Linked DNA regions of Mus musculus: regions 2, 3, 4, 5, 6 and 7 are each linked to region 1. A link is a loop called in an ENCODE intact Hi-C map of the cell type or tissue named here. Cell type or tissue: left cerebral cortex. All regions are shown on one strand. Region 1 has its middle 250 kb from the start of Gm39153. Region 2 overlaps Unc5d (unc-5 netrin receptor D). Region 3 overlaps Unc5d (unc-5 netrin receptor D). Region 4 has its middle 86 kb from the start of Gm32621. Region 5 overlaps Unc5d (unc-5 netrin receptor D). Region 6 has its middle 95 kb from the start of Gm1698. Region 7 has its middle 55 kb from the start of Gm32567.

What was found. Peaks named below come from ENCODE experiments on the same cell type or tissue, not always from the same donor. Only the 100,000 strongest peaks of a DNase experiment are listed, where the experiment ranks them.
Region 2: it touches region 1 in a loop (3-fold over the local background); 3 of 42 quality-filtered maps call a loop at or near these places.
Region 3: a loop joins it to region 1, with 3 times the contacts of the local background. A loop is called at or near these places in 3 of 42 quality-filtered maps.
Region 4: it touches region 1 in a loop (2.5-fold over the local background); 2 of 42 quality-filtered maps call a loop at or near these places.
Region 5: it touches region 1 in a loop (3-fold over the local background); 4 of 42 quality-filtered maps call a loop at or near these places.
Region 6: a loop joins it to region 1, with 2.8 times the contacts of the local background. A loop is called at or near these places in 5 of 42 quality-filtered maps.
Region 7: a loop joins it to region 1, with 8 times the contacts of the local background. A loop is called at or near these places in 8 of 42 quality-filtered maps.

Annotation. Positions count from the first base shown.
Region 1 is chr8:28,147,001-28,151,000 of GRCm38, forward strand. No RefSeq gene overlaps it. Among named protein-coding and RNA genes, the nearest start is that of Gm39153, 250 kb to the left of the region's middle. In left cerebral cortex, a CTCF peak has its summit at 1,736; DNase peaks (open chromatin) are centred at 1,782, 2,388, 2,549 and 3,131; H3K4me3 peaks cover 192 bases; H3K27ac peaks cover 989 bases.
Region 2 is chr8:28,987,229-28,991,228 of GRCm38, forward strand. The region is part of intron 1 of Unc5d (unc-5 netrin receptor D); the gene reads right to left. Among named protein-coding and RNA genes, the nearest start is that of Unc5d, 230 kb to the right of the region's middle. In left cerebral cortex, no CTCF peak of the experiment used is centred here; a DNase peak (open chromatin) is centred at 1,602.
Region 3 is chr8:28,976,583-28,980,582 of GRCm38, forward strand. All of the region lies in intron 1 of Unc5d (unc-5 netrin receptor D), which reads right to left. Among named protein-coding and RNA genes, the nearest start is that of Unc5d, 240 kb to the right of the region's middle. In left cerebral cortex, a CTCF peak has its summit at 2,257 (motif pointing left); no DNase peak of the experiment used is centred here.
Region 4 is chr8:29,442,011-29,446,010 of GRCm38, forward strand. No RefSeq gene overlaps it. Among named protein-coding and RNA genes, the nearest start is that of Gm32621, 86 kb to the right of the region's middle. In left cerebral cortex, a CTCF peak has its summit at 1,522 (motif pointing left); a DNase peak (open chromatin) is centred at 1,486.
Region 5 is chr8:28,797,688-28,801,687 of GRCm38, forward strand. All of the region lies in intron 4 of Unc5d (unc-5 netrin receptor D), which reads right to left. Among named protein-coding and RNA genes, the nearest start is that of Gm32505, 100 kb to the left of the region's middle. In left cerebral cortex, no CTCF peak of the experiment used is centred here; a DNase peak (open chromatin) is centred at 1,794.
Region 6 is chr8:27,675,603-27,679,602 of GRCm38, forward strand. No RefSeq gene overlaps it. Among named protein-coding and RNA genes, the nearest start is that of Gm1698, 95 kb to the left of the region's middle. In left cerebral cortex, CTCF peaks have their summits at 1,728 (motif pointing left), 1,953 and 3,746 (motif pointing right); DNase peaks (open chromatin) are centred at 1,691, 2,253, 2,707 and 3,740.
Region 7 is chr8:29,288,857-29,292,856 of GRCm38, forward strand. No RefSeq gene overlaps it. Among named protein-coding and RNA genes, the nearest start is that of Gm32567, 55 kb to the left of the region's middle. In left cerebral cortex, a CTCF peak has its summit at 1,745; a DNase peak (open chromatin) is centred at 1,734.

The DNA.
Region 1 (4,000 bases):
CCGTTGTCTTTCCAATTCACAGGCTCCTATGCCGTAGATGTTCTGCTGTGGATTTCATCCATCTGTCTTGAAGGAGTGTCTGCTTTTTTTTTCGTTATTTCCCCTCTTCCCTTCACACCTGTCTATTTGTTGACCTTAAAAATTGTCTCTTTGGGAGGATTCCAGATACCCCTTTGTGGAATAAGTATGCTAAGCAACACCTGCCTAGATTATCCAGGTGCTAAAAGGTAGGGTGGCTTTTGTAATGCTTAGTTTATTGGTATGAATTGCCCTCCAGGCTGTGTAATCCTTCTAGCTCAGGTCTGTCTGTTATTGTTATTATTTGCTGAGTGGTATGGAAATAGTAAGCACATCGCTCCTACTCCTCACTCTGTGCTTCGCTCACAACAGACCACAATAATCCACCCCATTACTCCATACTGAGCCTTTTCTCAAAATCCTTCTCATCCTCATTCTCCAGGAGGAGGTTGTCAATCATTCAGCAGTGGCACACAAATCCTTGTGTCATTTGCCATTAATAGGTTCTAAATCCTCAATGAATAATGAATGGAACAAGGATCGTCTCTTGTTTCCCCCATGCCACACAGGAAGCTAGTGTAATTGGTGTGTGCTAAGGTCTGGCCATCTTGCTGAAACGCCTGGATAGCAGTTGATATAGTTCCTGTAGGAAATCTATAGTGCCTCATTTACGCCAGCTGTGAACACATTCAGAAGAGTTCTGGTATGTGTCTAGCTGGATTGTTAGCTCCTTTTGAACTTTAGCTATTTGACTCCTAATTATAGGTTCTAATTTTCTTACAAACATATTAACTTGTTTGCCATAAGTTTCTCTGAGTATTGTCATGCATGTCTTTAGTGCCAAGACTGGAGAGGCTGCAGCATATAGATCTCTGTGAGACTCTGCCAAGCCAGGGCTACATGGTGAGACCCTGACTCAAAGAAACAGCGAATAAAACAGGTCAGTTTCTAGCCTGATGGTTTCTATACCTGAAGATGCTAAGTCAGTCATCAGCCACCACCCCGTCCTGTGGCCTCCCTAACTAGTTGATCACATGTAGACACAGATGGGTCAGCTCAGTGTCAAAGACATAAAGAGGATGGCAGAGCTGACCATGCAGAATATGTAGATGCAGATCTGTTGAACGCAAGTCGCAGCATCATTTGAACTATTGGGTGGGGTGGGTTCATTCCTCTCTGTTTTCCAATCACACTTCCTACCGAGTTTTCTATGACTGCCCCCTACGAAGTCACAAATGGCAGTGGCTCCTTTCACTACACACACTCCATTCTACTGGACTATGTCCCCTCTTTACTTAACCCTTCATCAACACTTCACGTGTAATTTTCCATTCATGACACTGTATATGTCCCCAATATAATCTCTATCTGCTTGTCACTTATCATTTCTATGTGCTCCTTGTCACATCTAATGTCATCCTTCATCCCATATGTTGATGATCTGTCCTGCCACAGATGATAGCTCACTGTGAGTGCTGCAATCAGAACCAAATCTAAGAAATAACTAGCCCCAGAATATAAGCTATAAGAAGTAAGGGGGTTAAATTAGCCCAGAAACTCTACTTTCCAGTCACCACTTCCCATTTCTAGTGAGCTAAGGCAGAGATATGAAAATTTCCTGACATAGGATGGTATGTCTGAGATAATGGGACAGAAAAAAAAAATTGTATACTGCCAAGAGGAAAGCATTCATACGTTCATTCTCCAGCAGGTGTCTCTTCAGGCTCAGTCATTTCTAGCTGCTGGAAAAGGCCAGCCCCAAGGAGGAAGAGCTCAATGCAGAGGAAATCTCCCTGCTGTCAGCAAGGCTGGCCTTGTTATATACCAGAGCAGGGAAGACAGACACAGCTTCAAAAGCACTCTTCACTGCATGCAAAATGAACACAGTCTAAGCAAACGAATGCCTTTTGGAAACCACGACTCATGAATGATAATCATCAGATTTCTGGTTTTCTCTTAAATTTTCATTTCCATCTCAAGCTAAAACAGATCTCTGTGTGCATTCTCCCGGCTGCTTTGGCACACAGGTGTGTACTGCTACCGTTTGTCGTTGTGACAGAATAGCTGACTGAAGCAACTTAAGGGAGGAAAGGCATTTCATTCACAATCTCACGAGCTATCAGTCCATCCTACGGAAGCTGGCACGGTAGCTGGGGTGGCTCTATCCATGGCAGTGGAAGCTTGTCCCCTGACCTGTTCACATTCTGGTGGGTCAGAAATCAGAGTCCAGATAGCACCAGGAGCGGGTGTAACACTCAAGACCCACTGCCAGGGTACCCACTCCTGCAATCTCAGCCACACGGTACCATAAACCATTGAAACAGTGCCAGCAGTCGGACACTAACAGTTCAACCACGTGTGCTGAATGACTCATGGGGAATACTTCAGGCTCAAACGCACTGGGGTGTCTAATTGGGGTAGTCTCTTTGAACCCATGATTTGGAGCCACTTAGAGTAAACCACAGTCTAGAGTACTGAATAAAACGTGTCCAGAAGAAAACGACTCATACATTTTAAACTGAAAGCGATTCTGAAGAGCATGGTGAAATTTCACTCAGGATATGAGTCATCTCCTTGTGATGTCTACAGCTATAAACTCATGGTAAGCAGTTTCTTGCTATCACCTTGGCTATCAGATCCACTATTGCTGTATCACAGAGCTTCTGTGGAAAGGACCCTTATTTTGCTTAATAATGGCCCCAAAGTGCCAGAGGGATGCAGGGAACAAAGTACTTCTTTTTAAAGTGTTAAAGTAACAGTTCACCTAACAAGAGATTTGTCTCAGGTGGATAAATATAATATTGATGCTCACCTTTTACAGTGTGTAATTTATGAATTAAGTCTTATCACAACTATGTTTCTATATGGGAAACCAACATATTCTATAGTGAGGTTTTAGGTATCTACTGGGAAATGTGGAGAATCTTTGTGACAAGGGAGAGGTATCATATTCTTAGATATTTGTCAAGGAGCAGTCCTGGCCTGGACAAAGGTTCTGAGAGAAGGGGTCTCTGAGAATGGCAAAAAGAATGATTGGAAGTCAAATCCTGGATTCAAGCTGACAACTTGTGTCCCGCTTGATACAGCTTTTCCAGTCTGCTTCTCTGTATGTTCTGCTTTCTCTATGGAGGTCTCTCTGACTATATTCTGCTTGCTTGCTATTCCAAGAGATCTCTCTATCCATGTCCTGCTTGCTTGTATTTGTGCGTGCGTGCATGTGTGTGAATCTGTGTGTCTGTGTCTGTCTGCTTGTGTTTGGTCTGTGTGTCTGTGTTTCTGTCTCTGTCAGTTCTACAACAGCTCTCTCTTTTTATCCTAAAAAATTCTCTGGATAGCTCATCTGCAGAACACAGATCGAGCCTATATTTTACACATCAATCCAGTTATTTACTTCAGTTTTCCTTTTGATTATCTTATGAATCAACATCTTGTGACCCCCCCCCCCCAACCCTTTGATTCTCAGGAGACAGAAAGCATATGTTTTTTCTTAATATTGTAAAAAAAAAAAAAAATTCAGAGATCTGTCTGCATTTGTTAAGCACAAAGGGTAAACTAGTTGTGTGGGACCCTGACCTGAAATACCATTCCTATAACACCTGGGCTTAACCTTGCTGTGCTCTAGTCTGACCTTGAACTCAGGAATCTGCTTGCCTTTATGTCTTCCTGACAAGCTGGCTCATATAGTCTAGCTGCTTTTGTTCCTTTAGATTCCTGAAACCCCTCATAATTCATATTTCATCCTTATATTTTGTATAGTTGAGAAATTATATATTTTTGAACTCATGTTTTGAGCTCTTTCCCTAGCCTTGAGGGTTGTCCTGCAGGTCCTGCATTTACCATTTTTTGGAGATATAACCACAGCCCGACTTCTGCTGTTTCTAATTCTCATGGATCCATTAATGTTAACAGGGAGGACATTCCTCAGAGGATGTGCTATATATATATTATTATACAAACAAGCCGTATACCCACAGCAGCTATC
Region 2 (4,000 bases), 840 kb after region 1:
TAACATGGGTGTTTTAATTAGCTTCATCATTCAGAAGTAACCATTGAGCAATTACTATGTAGATGATAGTTCACCACAACAGATGGGAGACTAAAGAAGATAGGCTGCTTCTTCTGAAGAATTCAGGAGATAAGAACCTGTAAGTCTCTAAAAACACCACCACCACAAACAACAACACTTGCCCCCCCAAAAAAAAACCAAAGCAGAACAAAAACAAGAACAAAACAAACAAATAAACGAAACAAAGCAGCAGCAACAACAACAAAAACAGAACTATGTTCAGTTCTTGAACCTTCCTCAGAAATTATCTCCATCAACACACTATCTCAATTCTTGTCTGACCAACTCATAATGCAGCACCATGTCCATGCACACAAGTTACTCCCAAGTCAAAGGGGTAGTCATATTCCAGTAGCATGAATAACCCCTGGTTCAAACATAATGAAGCCCAGTAAGTACACAGAACTCATCAGAATTCATCTTACTCATTAGAGATGACACATGTTCTGACTAAAGATTTATGCTAGGTGTGGTGATACAAATAGGGAGAATCATGTTTTTGAATGCTTGGTGTACTGGCTGGTTTTGTGTGTCAACTTGACACAGGCTGGAATTATCACAGAGAAAGTTGGGGAAGTGCTCCCATGAGATCCAGCTGTAGGGCATTTTCTCAATTAGTGATCAAGAGGGAAGGGTCCCTTGTGGGTGGGACCATCTCTGGGCTTTTGATTGTGACTGTACCCTGATATTTCTCCCTCTTGATGGAAGAAAATATTTTAGTGGAGCCCACAGTTAAGAGACTTTGAATTTTAAAAGAGATTTGGATATTTTAAAGGGATTGAAATTTAGTATGTGAGACTTTTAAAGTTATTTAGATCTTGGAGATGAATAAGAAAGTAGGGGTTGCCAGTCTTGGTGGCACACACCTTTAATCCCAGCACTCAGGAGGCAGAGGTAGGCGGATTTCTGAGTTCGAGGCCAGCCTGGTCTACAAAGTGAGTTCCGGGACAGCCAGAGCTACACAGAGAAACCCTGTCTCGAAAAACCCAAAAAAAAAAAAAAAAAACCAAAAAAAAAAAAAAAAAAAAAGAAAAAGAAAAAGAAAAAGAAAGAAAGAGTTGAGGATTAATGATTAATAGTGATATGTTTGTGTGTCAAGTTGACAAGGGATCATTTGTACTGGCTGGCTTTATGTGTCAACTTGACACAGGCTGGAATTATCACAGACAAAGGAGCTTCAGTTGTGGAAGTGCTCCCATGAGCTCCAGCTGTAAGGCATTTTCTCAATTAGTGATCAAGGGGGAAGAGTCCCTTATGGGTGGGACCATCCCTAGGCTGGTAGTCTTGGGTTCTATAAGAGAGCAGGCTGAGCAAGCCAGGGGAAGCAAGCCAGTAAGTAACTTCCCTCCATGGCCTCTGCATCAGCTCCTGCTTCCTGACCTGCTTGAGTTCCAGTCCTGACATCCTTTGGTGATCAACAGCAATGTGGAAAGTGTGAACTGAATAAACCCTTTCCTCCCCAACTGCTTCTTGGTCATGATATTTGTGTAGGAACAGAAACCCTGACTAAGACACTTGGCTATAGTGAGTGGCACGATTAGGAGGCAGGGCATTGTTGGAAGAGGTATGCACTGTGGAGGCAGACTTGGAAGTCGTATATACGGAAGCTCTGCCAAGTGTAGCACACAGTCTCTTTCTGCTGTCTTTGCCTCAAGATGTAGAATTCTCAGCTCCTCCAGCACCATGTCTACCTGCACAATGCCCTGTGTGCTTCTGCATGATGATAATGGACTCTAAATCTCTAAAACTGTAAGACAGTCCCAAATTAAATATTTTCTTTTATAAGAGTTAACATGGTCCTATTGTCTCTTCACAGCAATAAAAATCTAAGAGAATATGTACAGACTGATTTTGTCCAATGCCACCATGTTGAGATGAAGAGGGAAAGGAATAAAGCGATACTCTGAATTCACATTTGAATTTCCAAGATGTTAACCTTTACATATTAAGTGTCTATTATGACAATTAAAGGGAAAAAATCTTTTATACATCATGATACCAAAGAATCTTTTCAATCATGTTTGGGATTAGAAGATGTCAGTTAACTGAAGGTTTTTAATGGCAAGCATGGTAAGAAAGAGGAAAGAACCTCGTGCCCATCCATTTATAGGCTAACTTAATTTCCAAATCACTCCCAACCAAATGGCAGGTTGTCCTTCCAACAGTAGAGTAGGAAAATAGGGGACCATTGCAGACAATAACCAACGTTCTCAAGGACACACATTAATAAGTCTATGAGGCAAGATCCAGGTCATATGCTATTTCATTGTGACCAATATATCCAAAGATAGCCCATGCATCATTTAATGGTGATATGTCTCAAGTTGATAGGATCTATAATTACTCAGAAATTGATCCAAAATCCATTCCAAAAAGCAATGGGTCTCAACTTACGGGTGGTGCCCCCCTTTGTGGGGTTCAAATAATGTTTTCACAGGGGTTGATTATCCAGAGATTCACAATGTGATCCATAACAGTATTAAAAATACAGTTATGAAGGGGCAACAAAATAATTTTATGGTTGGGGTCACCACAATATGAGGAGCTGGAATAAGGGGTTGCAGTATTAAGAAGGTTGAGAACCACTGCATTAAAGTATGTTTGCCCAATCCTTTCCCATCAACACAGAAAATATCACCAAAGGAGTACATCATAAAGCACAAAATCCTATACATTAATACCTCTTAGTTCATGACATTTACTATGTATTCTGGCGGAGAGGTCAGCTACCTCTACCACTTCTCTTCCCCATATGTCTTCATGGTCAACTGGCCCTGCCATATATGGTCCCACTGTTCCTTCCAGGCAAAGAGATGCTTAAAAAAAAAAAAAAAGAAGCACATTAAAGGAAAAACTTCCTGATAATCCACCCTTATTTCAGGGTGTTGAGGAAATAAGCCAGTGTATAAGTGAAAGGTAAGTAAGATCTTTGTCCATAATGAGAAGTCTATTCTACGCAAGGCCATGTACAGTCTGGGGATTCTGTGCAACTGCATTGTGGGTCTCAGGGGTTGAGCCCATTACCCAAGAGTCTGAAACAGTGTCCTCCATTAGTGCCAATTCTTGCTTCTATCCATCATTTTATGACAGGAATTCTGGAATTGGGGCATCACTATCTATATTTTAGTAAGTCTTTCATATAACTCTGAGACACTTTCAAATTTTAAACACCCCAAAGAGAACATTTATATCAACTCAGGTTCTATGTAAGAATGAGAAGTTATAGGATACTGAAATTCCAGGCAAGGTTCTTGTGAAATCCATTGAAGAATGTAGAATTGGCAGCATTATTATCACTTTTGATATAGACATTTACACATAAAGTATAAGAAAATGTCGTTTTAGTGCATGATATTAAGTCTAAGTTCAGTATTACTAAATTCAAAAACAAAAACAAACAAAAAAAGAAACAAAGACAACAAAAGAAACAAAAATATCCCCAAGTGTAACAAGAGTTAAAAATTGCAAAATGCGTATTATTTTGTGTATTTATTTCACATCAGCCTTAGTGTATGTACCTGACATTAGAATATCTAATTATAAGTGAAGTATTCATAAATGTCTATAATAGAGCCATTTTATATCTATAAGCAGCAGAACACTACCAATACAAAGAAGATGGCCAGAGTAGGAAAGCACATATCTAGTCCTTGCTCTATACTGATTTCTTTCCCTCGAACAATCCGAAAGTATCTGTAGAGCATAAAATTGTGCTTCTGCTGGACTGTCAACAATCTGAGTACAAGAAGCAAGCCTTATCTGTGGAGATGCTAATAAGTTCGGGCTACATAAAAGAGGGAGGCACACAGCAAGGGGCACTTTCATCTGAGGTCCAGGTGTGGACTATCTAGAAATGTTTTCCTGGGTTAGAAAAGCGACCAGAAAAGGATCAACCACCCATACCAGTGAGGGACACAGAACACATCTTCCTTTGCCCTCT
Region 3 (4,000 bases), 830 kb after region 1:
TTCTGAGTTCGAGGCCAGCCTGGTCTACAGAGTGAGTTCCAGCATAGCCAGGGCTGCACAGAGAAACCCTGTCTCAAAAAACAAAAAACAAAACAAAACAAAACACAAAAGACAGATTGTAGAACTTTCTCTTGTCTCTCTGCCACCCACACAGGTCTGAGTCTGCTGGGTCACATCTTCACAGTGGTGTTTAGCTCATCACCACTTGGCAAGTCCTATCCTACAAAACCATGCCGTGGGTGGAGGTTTTACTACTCTCATACTCATAGTGCTAACCTGTCTTGACATGAGGGATTAACCTAATTAAAGGCAACTGTAGAGATACATCTGCTGTAAGAATGATTTCAACTTGTCCCTCGGGAGGACTAATGGGGCCCCAGTTTGAATTTCATTAAGAGAACCTTAACGATTTCATAAAGAAAACATGTGTACATGTAGTTTTTAATTAACTTATTTACTAATGTGTAGTTATTTAGACCCAGTTTCACTATATCGGCCAGGCTGGCCTAGAACACATGATCCTCCTGCCTTAGGTTCTCCAGTGCTAGGATTATCAGGGGTATGTGACCATCCCTGCCTGTCTTTGTGTATATCTTTATTGTATCATATAATACAAAGTATTGTAAAAAATAATTACAAAGCTTACTAACTATGATGCATCAACAGCCTTCTGCTACAAAGCAGTCATAGTCAATAGGCTTATAGGCTTTGGACATCAGAAATGGACAACAATGACCCAGCTCATAATAGGAAACATCTGTGACATAGAATAAACTTCAGCTCCATCTCTAACATCTGCCCATCTCAAGGCTCTATCTGTGCCCTATCATGTACATATCATGCAGTCAAGTTTTCTTTTATATCTACAAGTTCTTTAAATATTTGGAGACAGATATTGACAGGTTCCTCCAACAATAACAGTTTGTGATTTTGTGTGCATGTGCCTGTCATGCTTTTTTTTATGGTATGGATGCTTTCAGATATAAAATAATGGGCCTGGATAATGCTGAACATTAATGCTGAGTAGCTAAGAGGATGGATCTGACAGTCTCATGTATTTAAGCTGAATTTAAATTATCTTCTACCCTGCCTCCTTAGCTTAATATGTGCTTTCAAACTGTCAATCCACCTACTTTGAAATCAACTAACTCAGAATGTCCACTCATCCCATTAGCTCTTCTCATACTCCCAGAATACAGCACATGTTGAATTTAGCCCAGGGAAGTGCAGTTCTCAGGAGGCATTGTGAATTACAGAAGCCTGTTAGCTCATGAATGAACAAGTGGTACCTTGGACAGGGTCTGTCTGACATAATCATTTAAACCGGCCACATGATGAAGCTTCAGAAGGCACATCAGTGTCTCCACATGCTAACCTCATAGACCCTCATTGTCACACAACTTAGAATTTCAGCTCTTCTCAGACTGCATCCTTGACTATACATTTTTAACCTAACACTGTAGTGATAGATTACCTTTTCAATGCTGCGACCTTTTAATACGCTTCCTTATGTTTTAGTGACCCCCAAATCATAGAATGCTTTTCATTGCCACTTCATAACTGTAATTTTGCTGCTGTTATGAATCATAATGTAGATATCTGATAGGAATGATATCTGATATGCAACCCCGTGAAAGGGCCATTCAACCCCAATAGGATTTGTGACCCAAAGGTTGAAAACTACTTGTCTAACCAAAAGTTAATTTGCAGCAAGACACTGTTCCCACTTTCTCCCTACACTTGCTGAAAGGAACTCAGAAAATGTAACACTTCGATTATGCTCAGGGCAACATCATCATATCACCAGACAAGGTTGCTCTGTAGGAAAGAACTATTGCTCTGTTTTTAGATGTCCTGTGATAAACTAAGCACAGTGACACACACTAGAGTCCTAGAATTTAGGTAACATGATTGTGAGTCTGAGATCCGTGTGAGCCACTTAGCAAATGCTTTTCTGAAGCAAACAAACTAAAAACTCTTTGAGCTTAATACATTGCTTTTGCTCAAACACGTGTGTATGAAAATTTCTATTTTTGCATGACCAACGTTTCATGTACAAAATGTGAAATAAAAATCCTAAATGTGATTGCAAGCATAAGCCTATTGAAATGCAAAATTTCTTATTTTCAATTAAAAATGAAATTTCCATCCTGAAAAGGCGGGGGGTGGGGGGTCAAAGAACAGGTCTTGGGGGAAATAATAGACCTTACTTTTCAAAGGAAATATCTCCATCTTGTGGGCATTTGGGACTCGTATTTTAGATCAGTTCCACTGTGCTGAATTTTTAGCAGATCTGGTTCAAATGGCATCAGTAGCAATGGCGGGCTCCCATAGTAAGTCTTGTAGGAGCATGCAAAGATAAATGATATACGAATTCTATTTCCTGGACACTTACAGTGCGGGGTAGGACCACATGTACATACAAGAACCTAAAATGTGCTACAAAGTGTCAATAGTGGACATAGGATTTAGGTCAGAATAGTAGAGTGTCACAAGATGAACCTTGCCTACAGGGATCTGAAAAGTCTTAGAATAGATGAGGTTAGTGTTTTACAATTTCAAGTCTTTACTGGAATTTAACAAGTTGACATGAGCATGACAAACATTCAAGACATTGAAATTACCTGAACCAAAACATGGAAATGAGCATTCCACTCTCCTATTGGTGATATAACAAATTTAATGCCTTAGCAAACAAATTTATTATCCTTCTGCAGTCTAGAGATCTGGTACAGGTATCAGTGGACTATATCAAACTATCAACAAGACTGATTTCTTCCTGGAATCACTAAAGGACTTTCTAGTTCCCTTGATTTTGCAGTTCTAGAAGCCAGTTACCTAAAATGAGAAAGAGTTCCTTCCATTATTCATCCTCAAAAAAGCAGAGATGGTTTAATATGAGGTTGAGGCCTCCTCATGTCACTTCATGTTCTCACACAGAAACTTCCTCCTTTGTCCCTTCTCCTCTGCTTCCATGTTTCATTTTTTCTTTTGTTGGATATTTTCTTTATTTATATTTCAAATATTATCCTCTTTCCAGGTCTTCCCTCTGGAAACCCCCATCCCATCCCCCCACCCCTGCCTCTATGAAGGTCCCTCCCCCCACCTCCCACCTTCCTGCACTCACATTTCCCTACAGTGGGGCATTGAACCGCCTCAGGCTCAAGGGTCTCTCCTCCCACTGATGTCCAACAAAGGGCCCTTGTGATTACATTGGGGCCACTGGAGTAGAAAAGGCATTTTTGCCATGTTAAACTCAGCTCACCAGTGTTTTCCATTCAGTCAGCAACTTGACTCACTTCTTCTGGGGCTACAACAGATTCAGTGGACCACTATTTTGTTTATAATGATGAAAGGAAATAATATTAAGAGACTCTTGAGTTGGTTAAGTTGGCATACAAAGTCAGGCAGGTAGCATCTACATGAAGATACAATTAGTTATGTGATATCTGAGACCTTCCCCATGGCTTCCAAAACTGGAGAAATACTACTTGACTTTGCTATGAAGCAGTGGTTCTCAAGCTTTTGGGTTTGCGTATCAGATATCCTGCACATCAGATATTTACATTCTGAATCGTCACACTAGCAACATTACAGTTCTGAGCAGCAATTCTAGGGTTGGGGCTCACTACAACACGATGCACTGTATTAAAGGCTACAGTGCTGGGAAGGCTGAGAACCATTTCTGCAAAGGATATAATCCTGGCAGCAATTATTACAGTGGAGAGGAAGCTATAACTTTAAGGTAGTTGATCAATTAGAAGAGGATTGATATGTCTTGAAGAAATATCTCTCTTTGGATGTAGCTTTCAATGGACGATATGTAATTATTGATATGTCCAAATGCATATGGCAATTGTACTAAGGAAAATTCATGTGTAGAAAATGTTATTAAGGTGAGTAGGTAAGACCTTAGCTGCTTAGGATTCAAGGGGATATAGCGTTTTAATACACTTAGATTTCAATCATGGTAAAAGATGCAGCTATCAGCACTGGAGAA
Region 4 (4,000 bases), 1.3 Mb after region 1:
GAGTCATGGTGAATCTAGTAGTCACTCATTGCCAACTACCCCATGGTCGTAAGGACACCTCTTACAATGATGGATTGGATCAGTTCAAAGTCAGAGTCCTCCTCAGGACTACTCATGGAAGGAAAGGTATTGCATAGAACTGGTGTGGTTTGGAATTCCTTCACGAACAAAATGCGGTAGCAAACGGGTCTGTGCCTTCCTGCACAAAGGATATATCTCAGTTACCTAAACTTCTCACCCTTCCCCTAAAAGAGGCACCTACTGAACTGTGGGTACTGACAGAATGGTCACATTTGTCTAACACATGATTTATTGGTGGTATATCAATCACCATAGAATCAAAACTAATGGAAAAGAGCAACCTATAGACTTGGGGGTGGAATGGCAAATATTGAGGAAGAAACCACAAAATCAGTACACCACTATTAGCTATAAGAAAACCAACCAGAACAAGAGGCAAATCTCTATCTCTTCCAGTTCGTGGTATTTGTATAATGGTATAGCTGTAGGGGAAGCAAAATGGAAAACCACTAACTGGCAAATAAATGGCAAAGGTATCTGGTCAAGGGAAGTATGAATAGAAATGGCAAAACCTAGCAAAACTTAGCAAAGACATCAAATGTTATACAGACAAAACATCTGAAAATGAGAAAATAATGGACAAATTGGCATCATGTTTAATTAAGACTAGACTATCAAAGTTTTTCAGGGAACAAGTTCAGAATAAATCAGCAAGAATGATAGATTACATATCTGAAAAACTTGAGAGTTCACCCCTAACACTAAACAATAAGGAGAAATGGAGAACCCAATTAAACTAGGACAATCCTATGAGAATAACAACTACAAAGAATCCATAGCCAGGTGAGGGTTTACTCCTTTAATCCTAACACTTGAGAGGCAGAGTTAGGCATATAAGAATTATATTGATTTACATTTAAAAACCCCTTGCAAAAGGCAGGCTGGAATTCAAAGATCCTTTGTGATCTTAAGTAAATATACTTAAGCCTTGAATTTATATATAAAGAAAATGAGGAATATAGATATATTTATCCACATATACTAAGGTATATTTAGTTTCAATATTTCAAAAGAATTTTTAAATGTTAATTGAAATGTAATACTTTTTCTGTTGCCAAAACCCTTTTGCTCTAGGAAAGATATAACTGGCCAATAAAGAAACCCTGTCCCCAGAGTTAGGGTTATAACAGGGACTTTTTTTTAAAAGTCTTTCTAGGAGAGTAAAAGCATCCAACTAAGGAAGCCAGAAACTACTGGACAAGTAAAACATCTATTAAAAAAAAAAAAAAAACAGGACAAATTGTCAAGAGAAAATGTCCCAAGAAAAAAAGGAGTAAATTGGTCAAGTGATAGTATTATTGTCTACCTCCAGTTAACAGGCCTGACATCCCAGTTTGGGGTTCTAGACTAGCACCTGTATCCATGCCAACCTTCTTGCCACCGCCCCCAACCCCATGTGGCTGGCCCACCCATATCCGATTCCCAAATGATTGTCTATGCTGCCCTCTACAGACATAAGTGGCAAATGATCTTTATGTGGTCCTGATTTAATTAAAAAATTAAAACTAGCTTTGGGGTTGAAGTGTCCTGCTCACGCTCTCCTTCTCTAAAGCCACACATGCTTGTTAAAGGAAAAATCAAAAAGCTCTATCACATATGTGAAAAACTACCTGGTATGGGACAGAGAAAAACAAAAAATAAGACACTACTCTATTGTCACTAGTCCCATAATCTTTTGGTTTTCATTTGACTCTCTAAAACTTTTCTTAAAGTACAAATATTAACTCAAAATCTGTAAGATGATTTCATGTATATATATATATATATATATATATATATATATATATATATATACACACACTTTCTGATGTGATATTAGTAGTTATACTAATTCTAAAAATAAGCTTCATCTAGCTCCCTGCATGTGTTTTTAGTTTGAGTCTGAAGCAGGCAACTTGGAACTAGGAAGTTTTTTCTTTAGTTTTTACTTCGGATGTTCTTAATAGATTGTGGTCCTCAAACTATCCGGAGATCTCCTGAGTATAGTACTTAATACGATTATGTTTTCCACAGTAAACCATTAACAGGAACATGTGATGTCTCTGAGAAGATGATGGGGCCCAGTGAAGATGAATCCACCTGAATTGTAGCAAGGGTAAACACTGGGAAAAACTGTCTCATGGCTCTTTTGCTGCCAGTCTCTGTGCAAACAGTAGCCTTCCCTGTTGACTGTCCTGTTCTACCTAGTCAGGATTGCCACTAAGCTGACAAACACCAACCAAAGGTCAATTCCAGACTACAAACTGCTCAGGATATTAAAACTGCTGAGTTCTTATGAGATCAACACAAACCTTTTACAGAACATCAAACTCAAAAATGCTTAATTCTAAGACTTTCCATATACAACCAAGCTGGACACTGTGGAAATCAGGCAGAAATAGCTTCATTATTGTAAATAGTTTTACTGTGTCATAGCTAAAGTCTTTCCTTTATATTTAGATAAAAGGGAGAAATATTGCAGGATACTTGATCACATTGTAAACCCTGAGTATTTATGGGAAAACCCTGTTTTTAGTTGTGTGGCTCAGCCTTAACACACATCTTTAATCCAAGAGCCTTCTGATTGAATACTGTACACAAGATTAAATAAAGATAACAATAGGTCAAGAGGTGGAACAAGCAACCAGTTGATGGGTAATGAACATAGAATTGTTAAGAAAAAAGAAAGCAGAGGGAGTAAGAAGGAGTCTGGAAGACAGACGGAGAGACGGAGAGATGTACAGAAAATACAAAGGAGGGACATTCAGTTTAAGGAAGATTTTTGAGGTGAGAGAGAGAGAGAGAGAGAGAGTGAGAGAGAGAGAGAGAGAGATTGCTTCGGGGATTTCAGTTTGAGTAGGGAGTTCAGCTGGGTGCTTTCTTTGCCTCTCTTAGCTAGCAGACTATCACCCAGCATCTGTCTCCTGAGCCTTCATTGGAAAAAGTAAATGTTTGAGATTTTGTTTAGAAAACAATAATTGTGCATTAACACAAGTGGATATATCCAGGGCAATACTTCCAAGAAAAAATAAAGACTATACTGGTAGAAAATAGAAAATTAAACAGTATCTGTTCAAGACACATCACTCTACATAAGAAACCCTTCAGAAAGCAAGAGGACTTACCCGAGTCAGACATTGAGCTTAGCGTTTTGTACCATCCTGATTCCCATCTCATACACTACCCATAAAATTAGCAGTTTCAAAGATGTTCTTATAATGTTGATAAACCCACTGCAGTTATAGAATGCCTTTAATACAATCTAGACAGGGATAATGAAAACTCATAAATTGTTGAGAGAAAGTGGATGAGATCTCAGTCAATATAGACATATATTATGATAATTGTTTGGAGAAAGCAGTAGTGTTAGAACATCAGCATTCCCCAAGTTAATTTGGATACATTTACAATCTATTACATCTCTTTTCTTGTAATATATTTCGATCATAATTTTCTATCCCTAAGTTCCTCCCAAATCTTCCCCTCCTATATACAACCCAACTTCATGCTATCTCTCTCTCCCTCTCCCTCTCTCTCTGTGTCTCTCTGTCTGCCTCTGTCTCTCTGTCTCTGTCTCTGTCTCTGTCTCTCTCTCTCTCTCTCTTTCTCCCTCTCCAAATTTCGGGAGCATGAAGTTCCTTCAGCTGACAGATAGCACGGGGAAAACAGGAATGTTAAACACACTGTGTTGTCTTTTCAAAATAAAAAGAAATATAACCTGGTTTTCTACCCAGAAGACCTGGAATGGAGGTGCCTAATAACCTGGTGACCTGTGTTAACTGTAGAGCAGAGCCATAGCAAGTTCCTAAAAGCAGGAGCAGTGATGGCTAACAGTCTAGGTGACTTTTGCATTATCTTTATGGCTAGGGGCTTCCTCAAGATTCCACAGTCATGACTGGAGGTGGCTAATAGTTAAGATGACCTCTATGTTATTTATATT
Region 5 (4,000 bases), 650 kb after region 1:
CATGATATGCCTAGTCCTTCAGTAACTTGATGGTCTAGGGTGGGTTGGTACCTAGGGGTGGTGGGTGCTCCCTGTTCTCAGAGGAGAAGGCTAGAAAAAATGGGGGGGGGGGACTGGGGGGCAAGGAGAAGAGGGAACTCTGATCAGGTTGTAAAGTGAATAAAAAGAAATAATTGGAGGAAAAAAGAGCCGTCTCTCCAGTAGAGAGCAGAATTTAAATTCTAATTCAGGTCTATATATACCCATGGCATGTTTATTGTATGTTCACATGTGCTTCTTTAAATTAGAAAATATTTTGTGTCTATGGGTATTTTGCCTGCATGTCTGTATATCTATGTGTGCCTGGTACCCAGTGAGGCCAGAAGAGAGCACTGAATCCCAAGGAACTGGAGCTACAGATGATTGTGAGCACCATGGAGATTTAAGAATTGAACCTGTGTCCTCTGGAAATGTAGAAAATGCTCTAAACTACGGGATTATCTCTCCACTCCCTCTTTAGGAGTGCTTCTATGTAACTATATATAATGTTCCAGCCATATTTTATCATTGATATCTTTTGAGTGTTACTTTGTGATCTCATCCATTACTACTGGGAAGCAGAATCTCCCATCTGTTTTGATTTTTATTACTTTCTATTATTGACTCATTATGTTTATTTGTAATGTCTCCTTGAAAATTATTTTTTTTACATTTTAATGAAGACATAAGTAGTGTACATATTCATAGGGAACAGCATGTTAAGTGGATAAATATGTAAAATATGTAATGATCTCTTCAGGGTAAAATTTTCATATTCTTAAACATTTTGTCATTTCTAGACACTGGGTGTATCTAAGTCTGATCTACCATTTCTTCACAAAACACACAATAAAGTGCAATAAACAACTCTAATAAGTGGATGTATACTGAGTATGTCCACTGATCATTATGGCCATCCTTCCAAGGATTCAGTACAGTAAGTATATGTGCAGCGTGTATACTATTGTAGCTTTTGAAATATATATATATATATATATATATATTTGAAATATATATATATACATATTTACATAGGAAAATGTGTGTGTAGCACTTTTATATAAGGTACCCAAGCAGTCTTCATCTTAGTTTTCTCTCCCTCTCCCTCTCAGCCCCATCTCTCTCTCTCTCTCTCTCTCTCTCTCTCTCTCTCTCTCTCTCTCCTCTCTCGTGTGTGTACATGTGCATGTGTGTGGTGTATGCATGTATGTGTGTGTGTACATGTGCATGTGTGTGGTGTATGCATGTGTTTGTATGTACATGTATATGGTGCATGTGTGCATGTGTGTGTGTGTGCACATGCATAGGTGCATGAAGGGCCTGCACAGCCATCCAAAGCTGAGTATATTTAGATACTGGAAAATGCAAGGCTGCTTATCTTCACTCCTCATCTACAGCCATCTTCTTCAACTCATATTTACTCAGTTCTATCATGTAACAGAATAGATGAAGTAGTCAGGTACAGATCACACTCTTTCTAATAAACACATAAAGGACATTAGAGGAGTAGAGTTTGTCACACTATTACAGAGCCAAACATTTACCAGACTACTGACAATATTAGATGTTGGAAGCTTAAGAGAACAAATAAAAATGTATATATTTCTTTAAAACATATCTTGTTCTCATTGAAAATCATGAGAGTTGGCCAAGAGGCTTCCCATTATTGGCAAGGAAAATTGTACCTTTCAAGTGCTTTTCCAGCCCTCTATAGAAAGGGTAGTTTTTCTTTTCTACACTGTATCCACATAGAGTACCACCCCCAGTACCATCTGTCTTATTAGGTTGGCTTCCTATGACTAATCAGAGCTCCAGAAACACAAACCACAACAGCAGCAACAACAATAGCAGCAGCAGCAAAGACGACAACAACAACAACAAAAACAACCATATTAGATAGAAGATGCTTAGATGATATAAACCAAGGAGGTAGTAGTGGGCAATAGAAGCCAGAGACCATCTATCACTGTATACACTAAGTTCCTAGCAGCATATTAGCTATCACTATCTATGCTAAGTTCCTGGCACTGTACAGTAATTTTTCAGATACGGATTACATGTTACTTTCTTTACTTTTGGACATCATGGTATGAGTTGATGTTTTGCAACATCCCTTGTTACCCAGTACAATAATTCCTTTACACATTATTGTGAGAAATTTGTCCCATTTTAGAAATACCCTCATTCAACAATTGTTGAACTCTTATTTACAAATGTGATTATGGCAATGTGACAAAGCTCTCTCACTAGAAAACTAAGCTCAAAGACACACTAAATCTTAGTTCACGGCAGAAATGCAATTCTATCTCATTTCGAGTGCTTTTGTTCTTGATATTGTATTGCTTCAGTAGGCCCTGTGCAGTTGCTTATATTTTTTATGGATGGATAAGTCAATGTTATGCATTTCAGATTATAATCTGTAAACTGTAGAGTGGATATTTAACTTGTCCAATATCCTTCCTTGCTACAACATAACATCAAAGCATAATGAATGCCATTTGTCAATGGCATGACTGCATTATCAGAGCCTGACTTGAATATTACCAAAAGCTCACACTTACCTTGTCTCCCTTTTGGCTACAGAAGTAGTTGAGATTTCTTTTTTTTGAGCATGTGGGAATGGGAGGAAATCGTAAGAGCTGGTATGTTTGTCCCACTTACGAATGATGTCAACAATATAACAACAGTATGGAAGGCTACAACATTCTGGATATAAAGATAGGCCACATAATTACATGGTCATCTTGTATCTAAAAAACTTCATCATGAAAGATAGCACCATATAAAAGAGAGTGACTTTTCTGTTTTAATAGAAGTACTCACACGCTCTTCTCTTCCTGCAGAGCCTGTGCTGTCATCACTAAAGGAGACTCAGCTGTTTAAGGTACACAGTTCTCTTTCCAGTGAGGTGCAACACAGGTATCTGTTGTATCAGTTTGGCTTGTTGCTAAAATTTTGTTTCCCTTCACTATAGTCTAGTGAATGGGGAGCAAGCCACACAAATATACGGACTACCATGTTACTTTAGTTGCTGACTTGGGAAGTAGAAATGCTGAAAATGCCCAGGCTTGCTGTCTTCAGGGCTCTATGAGCCAATTCCATGAATTTAGATCAAAAGATAGAATCCAAAACCATTGTCTATAAATTTGTCTTCATTTATAATTAACCAGGAAGTGACGGCACCCTGCCAATAGATAAAGTGTTCAAAGAGCAATAGTAGATAAGAATGTGGGTGATTGTATTTTTATATTATCTGCTAAGATACCATCAGTCCCTACAGCATTAATTTCAAAGATTAGAATCTAGACAATAATCGTGGAAAACTAATGCCATGAGCCAATAAACTCCCCCCGAACAGCTCCTACTCCACACTATGAAGATTAAGCATTAAAAAGAGTGATTACAAGTAAGAAATACCAGCAACGCTTGTATAATACTGAAGGTTTCAAAGACACATGTTTACATATAATCTCTCTCATGCACGCGCGCACGCGCGCGCGCGCACACACACACACACACACACACACACACACACACACACACACACACACACAATTCAGGGAATTGGAGTTTTATTGCTAAGAAAGCACCTTGATAAATGTACCATGCTCTCAAGCAATAAATTGTGTTCCATTCTGGCCTGTGTGGTCCTTATTCTTGATTACAGCAGCAACTTGAATATTTCTGCACTGCGTATAAAAGTAATGGAGTTTATTCAGAGTTTCAGCTAAGCAGGAAGTATCTCATAGAAGGCATTTTCTTTTGATGAACAGTTACCAGCATAGAGAATGGTTTTGTGTTTGTTTATAAGGTTCAGGTGAAGCCAAACAGATAGAAACATCATTAAGATGTGCTAATGAATCATCCTCTTACTTGCACTGAGAATAAGTGTTTGAACTCAATGCTGCTTCTATGTTTGGAGCAATACAATTATTGGCGAACAAATGTGTTACATTTAGGTGGGAGGACTGCATGAATACTA
Region 6 (4,000 bases), 470 kb before region 1:
TGACAGTGTCATAACTACATTTAGAAGGAATATGACATAAATCCTATTTATTTACCTTCCTGGTCTATGACAACTTAGATTTTTAAAAACACTCATCAGAGCTTCAGAGATGACACAGTGGATAACGTCCTTTCCACACTAGTGTGAGTACATAGTTTTAGATTCCCCAGAATCCACAAAAAGCTTGTAAGCCCGGGAACAGCCTGTAGCCAAATACAAGGGACTTCCAGGTCAGGGTGACTAGCAACACTGGCTAGAGCTTTTAGTGAAAGACCCTTCCTCAATAAATAGAGTGGAAAGAAAACACAGAAGACATTTCATACCAGACCTCCAAACACACATACACTCGCTTGCATGAACATTCACATGTACCCAAACACATGTAGATATCCATGGGTGTATCACATGTAAAGAACGTGTAAAAAAAAACAAAACAAACCACCACCACCAAATGTAATAAGAAAGGGTACCACTGCTCCTCCCCTGAACTCTGTTCTTTATTTATTCTAAGTGGACAGACCACAGGAAGATACTTCTTCTGTGTGAGGAATTTTAATCCTAGATCTAAACTGCTGCAGAATAATTTTGACATGACTGGTTGGTGTGACACATGGTCAAGACAAAACAAAACAAAGGCAAAAACAAAAACAAGCAAGCAAACAAACAGACAACAAAAACTAACAGCCCTGAAAAGACTGATACGATGATCAATATAATTGTGCTTAAAAGCTATATGAGAGATTTTTTCTGTTTAATTTATTGGTGTAATTAATTGGCTAATTAATTGGTGTAAGTTTGAAATATAAACCTTTGGGTAAGTTTCTTAGGCTTCCTAAATCCTTATTTTGATTTTTGTTTTGTTTTGTTTATAAATCCGTAAATAGAAGAGCATAGTTTGAAATCTCTCCTAGCATCTACATACTACAAACATACAAGACTGAGCATCCTCCCATATTCCTGAGTCTGATCCCATGCCCCAAGTAGAAGCTCTTGATAAAATGAACAAAGAGAAAGCATCAACATGTATGAGTGTTATATGGTTGAAGAAGGATCAGTTTGTTTTTGTCACACTCATCAGTCATGTCAAAAATTATTCTGTAGAAGTTCAGATCCGGGATTAAAATTCCTGACACTGACGAAGTATCTTCCTGTGGTCCATCCACTTAGAATACACACACACACACACACACACACACACACACACACACACACACACACATGCACGCACACACAAACACACGCATGCACGCATGCACACTCACGCGTGTGCTCAGCACAGAACCTCCTTTCCCACAGGTTCTGATCAGAAATTAACTAACCAGTTTGTCAGGGATGCCATGATCCCACCTATCCCTCTTTCTCTCTATCCATCTCTCACGTGTGCACTTTCTCACTGATTCACCATCCGCCGAACTGCTGAGTCTTTCCCCATTCTGTTTGCAAGCCATTGTGTTCACACTTAAGCAAGCTGAGTATGTGGACGCCTTCAGTGGACAAATTAAGGGCAAAGAAAGGTTTGCCTCTGTCACCCCAATATTTTGATTTATGATTCCTCATCAAGTGTCTGGAGCGTGGTTTCCATTTGTGGCGGTAAAAATAATGCAAAAGATAATGCATGAGGGGCTGGAGAGATGATCCTTGGTTAAAAGCATTGACTGCTCAGGACCTGGGTTTGACAAAAAGCACTGGTTACTCACAGTTCCTGAAGACCTAATGCCCTCTTCTGGCCTCCGAGGGAACAGCACACGTTATATAAAAAAATTAGTAAAAAAAAAAAAAAAAAAAAAGGGGGCTGCATGAACTTCCTTCCTTTGTCCGGTAGATGGCAGTATTTCATAGAGAATGAGCAAGGAGCCAGTGATTTGGTTTTGGTTCAGGTTTGGGTTTTATTGTTATTTTTATTTATCATTTTAATAATAAGATGTGCTAACCCCCTGTAAAGTAGAAGTGAGAAACAGAAAGTGAAAAGGTGAAGAGAGAAGGAGCCAGCCTTACAACATCCAGGGCTTCCATGATCTCTTCACCTCACCTTAAACCTGTTTTGTTTAGACTTTCTATTTATACCTTCTGGGACACACACACGCGCCCACACAGACACACGCTCTCTCTCTCTCTCTCTCTCTCTCTCTCTCACACACACACACACACACACACACAAATTACATATGTATATAATTGCCTTGCATCTATGCTAGTTTTCTGAATCTTTTCATGAGAGTGAATAATGCAATCAGTTTCTTCAGCCATCAGGCCAGCTGGTGGCTATGGGAATGGCAGGGGGAGTGCTGGGAGGGAGAAGGCAGCAGAGGGCACCCCGTGGGTAGCTCCTAAGTGGACATATTCTGGCCACGGCTGCTGTGCTATTTCTGGGTGGGGTGGGGGCCTACCCTTAAAAATCCCAAAGATACTGGTGGTACCGTTCCCATGGGCCGGCCGGGTGCTGTGAGAGCCTGCTTCTGAAATCCCAATTACAATCTTGCTTTTTTTTTTTTTTTTTTCTCAATAGGAAGTTTGGGTGAAAGAAAGCAGGTGTCATTGTAGCATGGTGATGAAGCCAGAGTTTTTTGTTTTTTTTTTGTTTTTTCTGTCATCCCATTGTGCTGTATTGTGGAGCCACCCTCATTCCTCCCACACTACCCTTTCCCACAGCCTCCTCTTGCACGCTTTGGCAGGACACATAGGGATGCATCCTTGTTCTGTCTTTGGGCTGAGAAAGGCAGAGTACTTTTTCAATTATGCCATGAAAGGACTTGAAGCTCCAGAGCCCCGGAGATACAGAATAACTTTCCCAAATTAAAATTTAGCCTCATCTACACTTCTTAAGGAAAACCCAGACAATGACCCAAGAAGGCGGCATGAGACAAGTGAAATGCCATGAAATTGCTTAACATCTTCTAAGACAGAGCATCCGTTTACTCATCAGCTCCGCTCTTTTCTCCTCTAAAGGGCAATGCTGCCCTCTTTATTGGTACTTCCAACTTTCTTATCAGCACTGCAATTTTAATTGCATTTGTGTGAAACCTGCTATTGTGTGTGTGTGTGTGTGTGTGTGTGTGTGTGTGTGTGTGTGTAGTGGGTGTGAGGGATGCCCTTCACGAAGAGCTCTTTGTATTGATAGATTTAATTTATTTTTCCATTGTGTCCTTGAAGTAAAGGTCTCAGAGATATAACTTGCAAGTGCCGTGGGGGTAAGAAGTGGTGTACAAAATCACCAGGCATTAAACTGCTCAGTCCCTGGATCATCTTCTTTCTCTGAAAGAGCGGGAAGCTGAGACCCATGCAAAGGACTTTGTTCTTCTGTCTTTAAAAGCTAAGTGGAGTTGCACACTTCGGCGCATCCAAATACATAGTAGTTTGCAAAGGGAGAAAAAAAGACAAATACCTCGGTTGGGAAAGCACCATCCAGGATTGGAAGAACGCTCGTTTGGTAAAGAAAGCTCAGTGGCCTCAGTGATTTTCAAATATCTTCCCGTCTTACTTCTAGCAAGCATTGAGCGGATGACAAGGAAGATAAAAATCAAGTCCTACCTGGCCAGGGGAGATAATGAATGGAGAAAGCAGAGCAGTTTGGTGACAAGATGTCATTTATTTGACAAGAATGCCTAGGTGTATGAAATGGTGTCCTCTGCACTGGCAGCCCCTTCCTCTCTTACTGCTACCATCTCTAATCAGCAGAGCCAAACACCCACCCCTGACAAAGCAGTGACATTGCCACTCCTGGGCCAGAGCAAGGCCTGTACTTTGGCTCTATGCCACTAGAGGTCAGTATTGACTAACTTAAAATTAATCCACACCCACCACCCTAGCATCTCCATACCCCACCCTAGTTTGTTTTAAAGAAAAAGTTGTGTTTCTTTGCACCGGAGGTTTTGTTTGTTTGTTTGTTTGTTTGTTTTTGGTGTTTTTCCCCCCTCTAGAAACCACGTATTTTTTTTTTCAGTTCCTGAGAGAAAACAGTCTTTTGAATAATGAGATTAAAAAAAAAAAAAAAAAAAAGGAA
Region 7 (4,000 bases), 1.1 Mb after region 1:
ACTGGATTTTATGTTAGATCAATTAGATTCATGGTTCAATAATTTTCCATTGGGTTGGAGGCCATGTTTTCCAAGTCCTTTTGTTGGTAGCATCACATCCTCTTCTGTGAGATGCACTATTTACTTGCCATAGGAAAAGGCAGGCTACCTAAAACTCACTGCTTGGTGCTTAAAATATCCCTCAGGAAATTCTGGTTAATGGAGTATCTTCAGAATGCCTAGCTAAGGTCCTGGGTTCAAGGACTCCTAGTTACAGTGTGACATTGGTTCCCAGGAGATGGCACTTTTCAGGAAGGCTCAGCTGGGTGGGAACAAAGCTGCCCTGGCCTTGAACTTGGAGCTGCCAGCAGCTGACGTCCAGGCACTGAGTGTGGGCTGTGCCTGTGGCTGTATGGACAGTGCTAGGATTACTGCTGGCCTCCATGCCCTGCCCAGCTTATGATTGCAACACTTGCCTGCTTTCGTTTCATCATGGAATAGTTTATTGCTGGCTTCCGGAAGTAGTTCAGATCAATAGCTTCTGGGGGAGAGAATGGTTTGGGACAAAGTTTTCTTTGGAAATTCATGTCTTCTCAGAATTATAAGCAAAAATACTGAGGAGCAATTTCAGACGACTTTGGGTTGTTTGGCTACAAAATACAATGAGGGCAAGAGTACAGAAGCCTAGCTAGCTCATTCTACTTGCCCCGTGACTTCAGGTTCTGCAACACAGTAACTTGCTCTGAGATCCCCACCACTTTAGAGGAGAGAGCTATGCAGTGGGCTTATTTACCTTAGATTTCCTCCCTCTCTTCAGCATATCAACAGTCATTCAGAAGAATTTGCACCAATTTCAATTTGCTGCTTTCCACCTAACTTCACTCTGCTTTCTGCCTGTCATCTCAGTAAGAGGACTGTTTTCCTGTCTAGAAACGAAAGCTTGCTTGGTCCTGTGAAGGTTCTATGCCCCAGTGTAGGGGAATGCCAGGGCCAGGAAGCTGGTGTGGGTCAGTTGGTGAGCAGGGGGAGGGAGGGGGTATGGGGGGTTTTCGGAAGGAAACCAGGAAAAGGGACATTTGAAATTTAAATAAAGTAAATATCTAATTAAAAAAAAGAAATGAAAAAAAGCAAAAAAGCATGTTTATCTTGTACAACATATATACATATGCATATATGTGTTTATCTCATACAGAATGTGTATATATATATATGTGTGTGTGTGTATATATATATATATATATATATATATATATATATATATATATATATATATAAGTATATATACCTATGCCATACTTACATATGCCTCTCTGTTCTTGCCCAAGACCCCTGACCACATTAGATCGTATTGTTTTCAAAGCAACCAAGGATATTCTCAGAGAAGCTGAAGTAGAAGTAGAAGAGAGAAAGTATTGCTTTTCATAATAAAACAGGCAACAACAGCTTTACAGGAGGACCTGCTGAGGGAATTGTAATGTAATGAATATATAAAATACTTTAATGAGTGAGGATCCTTAAGCTCATTTAAGAAAAAAGAATTTAAAAACATGATTAGAGAAAAGCCTAGGTTTATTTAGATATAGGTCAGAGTTTGAGTCCCGAGTAAACACAGTGCCTTAATTTGTAGATGAATCACCTGCTAAGTGGCTAAGTGATGAGATTCATTTGTGGAGATGAAATGAGTTCTCTGAAGGCTGCTTCTGTAGCAAAGGTGTGGATCCAACTTGCAGTTTAGCGCGTTGATCTGCTTTGCAGCAGCGCCACCTGTCAGTAATGAGTAACAGGGGAGGATCGATGCAAATTGCAGATTTCAGAGTTTGACCAGTATTGTTCCTCACTGCAGAAAGGCAATGCAACTAGGGATGGTCATTTTGAACCTGCCCTGGCATACTCTCCACGGGGAGCTGAGGGAGAGGTTGTTGGCTCTGGGAATGAACTCACATACATGGAAGGACAATGAGAGGATCTTCAGGCTACTTGAAGTGATGTCTGTGGCTTTCAAGCTCCATGTTACTAACAAATACTAACAAAGATTCCTCTCTCAGCAGGACCCACCAAAGGTCATGAGCTCTAAGCATCGCTGGGGGAGCTAGCTGTGCTCTGCAGATGCATCCTAGCACCGATATTTCAGAGGTCTGATGGCAGGTTTCAAATGACATTCTGAAATACTTTCTATCTCCATGTCTTAGGTTGAATGATGCCAGCTGAACAGATTACTTTCCACGAATATCTGTTAGGCAATTGGAATGTTACTGATTTAAATAATAATAATAAAGTAATAAAAAGAATGCATGTAGCTGTTTCCTTAATATTTTATTCTAAATGTAAGGTTAAGTCATGCCACTTGCATTTATATCTTTCTTTATTTGGTAATGGGAGAGGGGAAAACAGATACTAGTCAAATTATTGTTCACATTTTCCTTTGGAAATCATTCAATTATGCTGCTGTTAGGATTGACCAACTCGCCTCAATTTCAAGTGGAAGGAATGTGGGTGGGTAATTTTGGATTTCCAGAGAGGACCCCATGAGGGTGGTTGATGAGGATGACAGAGATTGTTTATATTTATTTTATTATGTACTCAGACCTCAAGGAGAAATTGGTTGACTGTCAGCATGGAAATGATCATGATCAACTAGTTATTGGCCTATATCTAAGCATCCCCAAGTACCAAACAGGAGTCACTAATCCGTTATCAATACTCCTTCATCAGGATCATTTCCTACTTAGGAATCCAAGGAAAGTAGAGAGACATGACAGAAGTCAAGTCATTTCTTATTGTATAGACAGAAAACAATCAACAAAATGGATAAGATAAAGGGTGCTACATCATGGTGTTGACCAGTAAAAGAGGTATTTAAAAGTATTTATCTCTAACACCTGGTTTTTATTAATATACAGAGAATCTTCCCTACCTGTTCTTCAGAACCCATTCTAGACTCAAGCATGCTTGATCATGCTTACCATGAGCAAAGCATTACTAATCATGAGTCCCCTTCATACTGAATGTCCATTTAGCCCAGGCTATGTCAGAATACTTGCTCTGTCTTTCTGGTATCAACTGCCTGTGTCAAAAGAATAAGTGTCAGTGAAGGCCAAACATTAAGCAGAGACAAATCAGCCAAACACACACACACACACACACACACACACACACACACACCTCTCACAACAAACAAGCATATTTTATTGTATATTTGAAAATTTAAAACACCACTAAAAATTGAATCATTATTTGAATAATGTATGGAACAGGTTGTGAACTTTGGAGGGAAATTTTATGCATACAGACAAAATATATACACATTGAAATTAACAATCAGAGGAGAAATAATAGTATGGAAAACAGTACAGAACCAGATAGGAGGCAAAAATCAACTGACAAGTGGGTGGTCATTTCCATTGGTCAACATCATGACATGGTGGCTCATTTGTTCCATTTGAGTGTCTTCTGTCTATAGAATAAGAAAGGACTTCTTTCATGTCTCTCTACTTTTCTTGGATTTCTAAGTAGGAAATGATCTCAATGAATGAGTATTGATGGCAGAGGAGTGGCTAGTGTTGGCTTCATGGGGATGCTCAGTTATAGGCCAATAACTCAGCACTGTGTAGGGCTGAGAAGAGGACACTGACAATCAAGACAAGTGAAGAGAGTTCATGGGCTTTAAGAATGGATACTATTGAAACGGTGATGTCACCACCCTTTCTGTATTGTTAAGTTTATTCTTCAGAGTTATTTCACTTTGATCTTTCAGTGCATTTTCCAAAGCAAGTGGTTTTGTGCGTTTAATTCAAGAGAGCCTGAGAATAAATCATAAACTATGACAACAGTACAAGGCAGCTTTCAACTCTAACCTCTTCAAAGAGCTGAGATAAGTGACCAACAATAGAGAAACAGAAGCACATCTTTGATGAGTCGAAGCGTACCTGGAGGACCATGGGACGTTGTTTTGAAAGGAAAACGCACAACTTGAGCCATCTTCACAGACAGCAGCACAATGTGTCTCTCCATAGACTATGCT